Linked DNA regions of Homo sapiens: region 1 is linked to region 2. The links are chromatin contacts, found by Hi-C or POLR2A ChIA-PET in ENCODE. All regions are on one chromosome and are shown on one strand. The core of a region is the stretch at or near the end of the contact, and the rest is flanking DNA. Distances in the headings are between cores, read along the strand shown.

Region 1 (4,517 bases), core at 360-2,859, 170 kb before region 2:
AGGCACGAGCTTTAACACGTACCTTGTAGATGAGGAAGCAAAGGCGTGGTAACATGCCCAAGATCACACAGTCAGTGGAGTGGTGGAGTCAAGACTCAAACTCAGAAGCTCTACCCTGTCCCAAATGTGTTTTTGCCCTGACAGAGGCCCTTAGGCCATCATATTATAAAGGCTGACACTCACCTGGCTTTTTTTTTTTTTTTTTTTTTGAGATGGAGTCTTGCTCTGTTACCCAGGCTGGAGTGCAGTGGCGGGATCTTGGCTCAATGCAACCTCTGCTTCCCAGGTTCAAGCAATTCTCTGCCTCAGCCACGCGAGTAGCTGGGATTACAGGTGTGCATCACCATGCCTGGCTAATTTTGTATTTTTAGTAGAAACAGGGTTTTGCCATGTTGGCCAGGCTGGTCTCGAACTCCTGACCTCAAGTGGTCCACCCACCTCGGCCTCCCAAAGTGCTGGGATTACAGGTTTGAGCCACCGTGTCCGCCCTCAACTGGCTTTTGAGCCAAATGGGCTCCTATACCGACACCACAACCCTACAGATGAGGCACCGAGGCTCAGAGTGTCTAAGTAATTTTTTCTGTAAGTTTTATAAGTCAGGTAACTAACATTTATTGAACATCCACAGTGTTAGGTGTTCTGCTTACTGCTTTTGGGGCACTGTCTCAGTTAGTGATTTAGTTACATTTTGTTATATTAGGGCACTTGCTCTACATTCCTAGAACACTAAGAAAGAGTCCTCCCTCAGCCAGCTCCCAGGTATCTTTCTAGAGTCATCCCATATAGTTAAGAGGGAATTTAGCTCTCATGGCCAGGGGTAGGGTTTGCCCAGTAGGGTTTGCCCATGTGGATGCTGTCAATTCAGCAGGGCCATTCAGCAGTTCCATGTGAGGAAATGCATCTCCAAGCCACATCCTAAACACTAATACCAAAGAAAGTGAGGTGGCTGGGTACACACTGCACTCCAGCCTGGGGAGTACAGCGAGACCCTATCTCAAAAAAAAAAAAATAGGCCGGGCACAGCGGCTCAAGCCTCTAATCCCAGCACTTTGGGAAGCTGAGGCGGGCGGATCACCTGAGGTCAGGAGTTTGAGACCAGCCTGGCCAACATGGAGAAACCCCATCTCTACTAAAAATACAAAAATTAGCCGGGTGTGGGTGGCACGTGCCTGCAGTCCCAGCTACTCGGGAGGCTGAGGCAGGAGAATCGCTGGCACCCGGGAGGTGAAAGTTGCAGTGAGCCGAGATCGCTCCATTGCACTCCTGCCTGGGCGATAAGAGCAAAACTCCGACTCCAATAAAAATAAAAAATAAATTTAGAAAGAGTTTTTTTTTTTTTTTTTTTTTTTTGTAAATCGAGGTCTCCTCAGTTCTTGGATCCCCATGAACCCGGCCTGGAACGGCGTCTAGGGTGCAGGGTCTGCAGGGGCAGGGCTGGGGTTTCTCCCAGGGAGGAGTCTGTTTGGGCTGCAGTTTCCCATGCATTGCCTCACTAACGTCACGTGGGGCGCTGTCCTAAGCAGGAAGAACGGTGAGCTGGGAGAGAGCCCCACCTGGTGGCAACAGGCAGAAGGGCAGCCAGGGGATGCCCCAAGAGAAGGTGGTTTCCAGGACAGGCACCTGCCCTTTCAGACCCGTGCTTTTCAGCGGTAGAGGCCTCTCCTGTTTCCTATCATCTCCGCACAATTACTACCGATCTGCAGGGCGAGTTTGGTATTCCCCCTGGTGAACCATGAGTAGGCTTCATCTGCCAGTAAAGCAGGTGAACAGGAGGACTTAAAGGATTTGTTTCTTTGATCTACAGAAAAGACACTGGGCTTTGGAGGGCAAATCCTAAGCTGGGCACTCACATCGCGACAACACTCACTTGCCTTCCATTGTAAACGAAGGAAGAGCAGCTTCCTAGGGCCTGAGGTCACTTCAGGCTCACACCCACCCCTGCCTGTGATCTGCTGAGGGAGCAGGGCCTTTCTAGGAGGGGCGGAGCAAGGCCCAGGTCGTGGCTCCGGCTGCTACAGTACATGCCCCCTTTTCCCCTTGCTCACCAGAAAAAATGGAAACCTCTTGACTAAATTATAAATTTTCTCGGGGCACTGCTCCCCTCTATGGATTCTTGGCCCAATAAAGCCTACTAGGGCCTCCTGAGCACGTCTCAGTGGCTCCCCTCCTCTCCATACCTGCTCCTTCCCCAGTCTGGTGCAGGGCCACTCACTACTGGCCAAACGCCCACTCCATGCCACACTCTCAGCTACCACAGAACAGACACGAAGGGAGAGGTTTTTGTTTGTTGAGATAAGGTCTTGTTCTGTCACCTAGGCTGGAGAGCAGTGGTGCGATCACAGCTCACTGCAGCTTCTGCCTCCTGGGCTCAAGGGATCCTCCTGCCTCAGCCTCCCAAGTAGCTGGGTCTACAGACGTGCACCACCATGCCTGGCTAACTTTTGCATTTTTCGTAGAGATGGGCTTTCACCATGTTGCTCAGGCTGGTTTCGAACTCCTAGGCTCAAGTGATCCACCCGCCCTGGCCTCCCAAAGAGCTGGGATTATAGACATGAGTCACCACGCCCAGCAGAGGGGGAGATTGTATGTATTCTGAGAGGGAAGGCGCTGGGCCATGGCAGAAACAGACCAAAAGGAACAACCCAGCCTGACACAGCAATGACCCCAAAGAGCTAAGCTCCCAGCCAGACTGAGGGGAGGAAAACTGAGGCTGAAACAAGATGAGGCCATTTTCTTTTTTCTTTTCTTTTTTTTTTTTTTTTGAGGGAATCTCGCTCTGTCGCCAGGCTGGAGTGCAGTGGCTCAATCTTGGCTCACTGCAACCTCCGCCTCCCGGCTTCAAGTGATTCTCCTGCCTCATCCTCCTGAGTAGCTGGGACTACAGGTGCACACCATCACGCCCAGGTAATTTTTGTATTTTTAGTAGAGATGGGGTGTCACCATGTTGGCCAGAATGCTCTCAATCTCTTGACCTCATGATCTGCCCGACTCCACCTCCCAAAGTGCCAGGATTACAGTTGTGATCCACCATGCCCAGCCAATGGGGCCACTTTTCTAAGGTCACAACATGAGCCCTGATCAGAGATGCAGAGGGCCAGAGCGTCGAGCCCTGACATGCCACGGTCCCACCCCGCCCCGCAGTCGCGGTTGCGCTCACAGGGCTGGTGGTGTCTTTTCCGAGGCTGCCTTTGCTGTTGAGGCTGCCAATCTCCGTCTGGGAGCTGGACTGCGACATCCCCTCAAAGAAAGGCCTGTGGTGAAGAGCACAGCCAGGGTCAGTGCTGCCAGGGCTCAGAACAGCATGCTGGGAGAGTTGAATGGAGCTGGCATTCAGGGTGGGTCAACAAGCTACAGGTGTCCAGAACGCCCGGTGAGCAGGGAAGTGCAGGGTGAAGAGGAGGGGCGGGTCAGGAGAGGGGGTACTTCCTGAGAGTCCTATAGGACTTCTGTCAGTGAGAGGCAAAACAGTGACCTTCTCCAAGACAGCCAGAGGTTCAGAAAGGATGAAGGACCAAGATTCTCTGGTAATAGAGGGGACAGCGAGGGAGGGGTCAGGAGACTGCTATGGCCAGGAAGGAGAGTCTGGAGGCCAGCTACAGAGAGGGGGGCTCACTTGAGCTTGGGCTTTGGCGTGCTGAGGATGCTTTCTGTCTCCTCCATCTCAGGGCCACTGTCGCTGGGGTTGTACATCTCCAGACTGTCATACAATTCATCCAAGTCCTCTTCCACTTCCCGGATCTGCTCGCGGGACACATGCTCCAGCCCAAAGCCCACCTGCAGGGAAAAAGGAGTCTCTGAATTTAGGGTCATCCCTATTAACAATTTTGGTTGATGAGCAGCTCCTTTCTCCTGGGCTGCCCTTATAGTCCTGCTTAAGGGACATGCCAGAGCTTCACACTGGCTGGAGTAACCTTCACGTCATTTCCATGATCCAGCCTGAGGGCGGGGACATGGTGAGGCCACCTTCCCCCCAGTTCCTGCCACCGCTCCACACTGTGAAGCTGTGCCAGGAGGGACAGCTGAGGAATCCCGAGGCCCATCGCCCATGTGGGTTCTTCCTACCCTCCTTACAGCTCACAGGAAGGCGAAGCAATCGCTCTCAACAATTTTCATCTTTATCCCTCTGTTAGCCCACTGAGAGGCCTGTGGAAACGGGCCCCTCCCGGAGCCCAGGGAAAAGACTGCTTCTCTCTCAGCAGCCCCATTCCTGGTTATTCCAGGGCTGACCAACAAGGACATTTCCACCTCACAAGCTGCTGCTCACTGATGTTCCCGTGGGATAAGAGGGGAAATTAAGTGACAACCGCAGCAGCATCCGCTGGGTCTGTCCCTGTATCGCATGCCAGAGGCTTGCGCATCACCAAGGGTCGGGCGTAGCTGTGCTGCCCTGCGTTGTGTGCATAGCCTCTCTCTCCTCTGCTTGCTTAAGTCCTTCTTAGCCACCCTCTCCCTTAGGGCTCTACCAGGTATGCCACGGGGAGCAGGAATATTAATCCTAGAATCCTGACTCTCAGTGG
Region 2 (3,886 bases), core at 1,047-3,546:
AATGCAAACCCCAATGACTACTAAACGCAAGGGGTGTGAAATCAAATCAGGGAGCCCTCGATGTCACACAAAAGAACATGGGAACTGTGCCTGGGGCAGGCAAAGAAAAGGGTGATTGCTTCCAGCTGGGTAAGGACAAGTCAGTCTTCCTTGTATTCAAGCTGTATTTTTTTTTTTTTTTTGAGACAAGAGTCTCGCTCTGTCACCCAGGCTGGAGTGCAATGGCGCAATCTCAGCTCACTGCAACCTCCGCTTTCCAGGTTCAAGCAATTCTCGTGCCTCAGCCTCCCAAGTAGCTGGGATTACAGGCACCTGCCACCATGCCCGGCTAATTTTTATATTTTTAGTAGAGACAAGGTTTCACCATGTTGGCCAGGTTGGTCTTGAACTCGTGACCTCAAGTGATCGCCCACCTCAGCCTCCCAAAGTGCTGGGATTACAGGCATGAGCCACCATGCCCTGCCTCTTTTTTTTTTTTTTGAGACAGTCTCGCTCTATTGCCCAGGCTGGAGTGCAGGGGCTTGATCTTGGCTCACTGCACCGTCCACCTCCAGGGTTCAAGTGATTCTCCTGCCTCAGCCTCCCAAGTAGCTGGGATTACAGACATGTGCTACCACGCCCAGCTAATTTTTGTATTTTTAGTAGAGAGAGTTTCGCCATGTTGGCCAGGCTAGTTTCAAACTCCTGACCGCAGGCGATCCACCTGCCTTGGCCTCTCAAAGTGCTGGGATTACAGACATGAGCCACCACGCCCTGCCTCTTTTTTTTTTTTCCTATTTTTTGGTTTAATTTTATTTTATTGTAAGTTTTCGGGTACATGTGCAGTATGCGCAGGTTTGTTACATAGGTAAATGTGTGCTATGGTGGTTTGCTGCACCTATCAACCCACTGCCTAAGTATTAAGCCTGGCATGCATTAGCTATTTTTTCTGACACTCTCCCAGCCCCTCCCCCATCACCTCCCCCCTTTTTTTTTTAAAGAAGCAAAGTCTCATTCTGTCACCCAGGATGGAGTACATGGAGTACAGTGGCGCAACCAGAGCTCACTGCAGCCTCCAACCCCAGGGCTCCAGCAATCCTTGAGCCTCTTTATAGGGACTTTATAGGCGCGTGCCACCGTGCCCAGCTAATTTTTAAAATTTTTTGTAGTAACAGAGTCTCACTATGTTGCCCAGGCTGGTCTCGAACTCCTGGCTTCAAGCGATCGTCCCATCTAAGCATCCCGAAGTGGTGGGATTACAGGCATGCGCCACTGCACCCGGCCACAAGCTGCTTTTGGAGAAGCAGACAGTGGAAAAGGAGGCAAGTGTCAGCATCAAAGAGAGAACTGAAGAGCTCACAATTCTGTCATGGCAGTACCTCCCTGCCCAACAACTGCAAGTGAGAGGAAGGGCTACCCTGAACATATGGAATCTTTTTTTTTCCCCACTCAGGTCAGGCGAGTAATGTGCAAGGGTGTCACATCTCACACATGCACGTGAACACCCAATCATCATGCTCATGAACTACAAAAGGATCAGCAGATGGAATCTTAAAAAACAGAAGAATCTCCCTACCTGTGCCGACATGGGAGGTGGAGCGGCTTTGTCCCCATCTTCCCCTCTCAAAACCGGCCGATTCAGCACGATGCCAGTCTGCAAAAGAGAAAGGACTCTAGGTCAGTCCAAAACTAGCTGTTTCACTAAACGACGTTCGCTCCCAATTCATTCAACAAAACGTACCCAGTGCCTGTCTGCCAGCGCTCTGGCTGGGCACTGAAGAGGACCAAGATGGATACAAGAAATTACAACTAAGCTGGCAAAGGCAAGAACAAGCTAAAAAGGGCAAGCCTCCGCCTTGCTGTGCCGAGATAAAGAAAGAATGAAGACCGAGCCGTGATGGGGTATATAAGGTCTCCTGGAGAAGCTCGGCCTATCCTGACGTCCCGCCGCCAACACCTACCTGGCGGGTGTAGCTCTGCAGCCGCTCCACCAGCTCCTCGCGATTACCTGCAGGGCAAAGTACACGATCAATGGGGCAGGCCAGCCCGGCCAGGTCAGGCCCCAGCGGCCTGCCTCCGCCCCTCGCACCCGAGTCTCCCGGGTAACCAGGCTCCGCTTCTCCGCAGGCCCGTAAAGGCCCCTCGACTTCCTGTGTTCCTCACCCTGGATCGGAGCTCCGATCTCTGCCAACTTGGCCTGAAGCTCCTGGGCAGCCCAGGCGCCATAGTGGCCTGGAGGTGGCGGCGGCGGCAGCTGCAATTCTGCTTTGGGAGGCTCGGGATGCTCCGTCGCCATCTTAGCCGCAGGAAGGCGCGCGACCAACCCGGAAGCTGGGGCCAGCCTCAGGGCCCACTTGCCGGAACTTCCGGTGGCGCCGTATGCCACGTCCTCTCTGGTTGGGAGGCGACGCGCACTCAGGCACACCCGCTGCCGTGCGCTGGGCGACGGGATTCGCCGCAGACGCACCTTTCTCTAGTGGCCCCTCGGCGGTCTGGTCGCGAGGCCTCCTGGGAGTTGTAGTGCGCAGGTCTCGGTCTCTGCGGGCCCTGCGCGCCGCTACGGCCCCGAAGGCCGGCGGCGGGCCGGAGGGCGGGGCTGCGAGGAGGGCTGGCACTTCCCCGAGGGAGTGTTTTCTGCGCCTCACCTGCGGGAGCGAAGGCTCTCAAGCTTTCCGGCCCGGCCCTCCGGTCAGATCCTCGAACGCTTACGCTCCCAGGGAGTCCCGAGAGACTCATTTCCCCGGCGGCCCCGCGTTGCGGGCGCCAAGCGGGAGGCTGGAGCCGATGCCTGGGATAAAACAGTGTCTGATTGTCTGCCCGCCCACCCCCGGCCCAGGCCCGGATGAATGGGCTGAAAGGGGATCCAAGCCGGGAGAGCAGCAGGCCTGCCCGGGCTGAGCTCCAGCTGCCGACCTGGGGGAAGGGCGACTCTAAAGCCCCCTTTTCCACCTTCCAGGCCGGCTCAAATGTCGTCTTCTCCACTAAGCCTCCTCCCGCTTTCCTTTCCTTTCTTAGAGCTCCCATAATACGTTCGAATCTCCACCGTTTGTTAAGTCTTTCTTGCCCTTTCTTCCTACCTCTATCCCAAAAATGTGAGCAGGGACTTGATCATTTTCAGTCTCGCATCGCCTGGCGTTCAAGAGGCGCCCAATAAATGATTACTGGAAAAAAAGGAACAATGTTTCTGGTGAAAGCATTTGTGTCTTTTTTAGTCTCAAAAATAAACTCAGGCCCTTTTCCCTCAGCCGCACCTGCACTGGGGGCCCCACCTTGCCTCCCACTCCCCACCCCAACTCCCCTTGGCCTTTGGAGACAGAGGCAGAGACTGGCAGGGATTCTTGCCTGCCTAGCATCCACCTCTCCCTGTCCCACACCATCAATTCAGTTTCTCTCCCCACCTCTGCCACTAGCTCTGCCCTCTCACCAACAGCTAGCCTGTGTGTGTTTTTTATGTGTGTTGAGAAAGGGAGTGGGGAGACTCAAGTGAAATGGTCTCATTTTCCCCCTACACATCCCCTTCAGATCTTTTCTCCAGCTCCATTTTGCCAACTGCCCCCAGTGGAGAAGAAGCTGGGAACAGGGAAAAAAAAAGAATGGGGCACCAGGTCGGGGGAAGGTGAGGTTTGGGAGAGACAGGGAAAAGGACTGGGTTGAGAAAGGTTGGCTCACATCCTAGCACTGGGTGGGAAGTCCTCTTCCTCCTACCCAAACCTTGACCTTTCCCCTTTCCATCAATATCACTATGGGAGGCTCCTGCAGCCACACTCCCAGAGGAGAAGCCAAACCCGGAAAGGACAGTAACGAAGACAGAAAAACAGCGCCCTTCCCTCCAGCTTGTCAGCCCACTCAGGCAGAACCTTTCTAGCCCAAAGGAAGGCTCTTCTGCTCCCTGTAACTGGAGAGCCCA

What was found. A loop is a pair of places that touch in the nucleus more often than their neighbours do. ChIA-PET counts read pairs that join two places held with the same protein, here RNA polymerase II (POLR2A). Pooled maps may share reads with other maps.
Region 1: a loop to region 2 is called in a map of B cell, with 13 times the contacts of the local background. The contact joins the enhancer-like site here to the promoter of SF3B2 in region 2. A Hi-C loop is called at or near these places in 1 of 168 maps with a recorded cell type or tissue (B cell), 17 of 37 single-sample maps with no recorded cell type and 12 of 50 pooled maps. POLR2A ChIA-PET finds 5 or more read pairs at or near these places in 6 of 52 experiments (CD4-positive, alpha-beta T cell, H1, OCI-LY7 and 3 more).

What each region holds. Positions count from the first base shown.
Region 1 is chr11:66,219,888-66,224,404 of GRCh38, reverse strand. It overlaps PACS1 (phosphofurin acidic cluster sorting protein 1), which reads right to left. Exons shown (of 24, transcript NM_018026.4): 9 at 3,614-3,774; 10 at 3,158-3,251. Among named protein-coding and RNA genes, the nearest start is that of KLC2, 36 kb to the left of the region's middle. RefSeq lists enhancers at 629-1,129, 1,130-1,630, 1,436-1,675, 1,736-1,835. Within about 2 kb of position 1,609, at least 4 of the 41 ENCODE cell types and tissues checked have a DNase peak (open chromatin) inside an H3K27ac peak, as active enhancers do; they include B cell, where a contact is called at or near this core.
Region 2 is chr11:66,050,774-66,054,659 of GRCh38, reverse strand. It overlaps SF3B2 (splicing factor 3b subunit 2), which reads right to left and starts at 2,296. Exons shown (of 22, transcript NM_006842.3): 1 at 2,143-2,296; 2 at 1,941-1,987; 3 at 1,556-1,633. The coding sequence starts at 2,275. SNORD13F (small nucleolar RNA, C/D box 13F) reads right to left here and starts at 1,516; the gene lies at 1,432-1,516. RefSeq lists enhancers at 2,089-2,258, 2,879-2,928, 2,747-3,298 and a silencer at 2,469-2,678.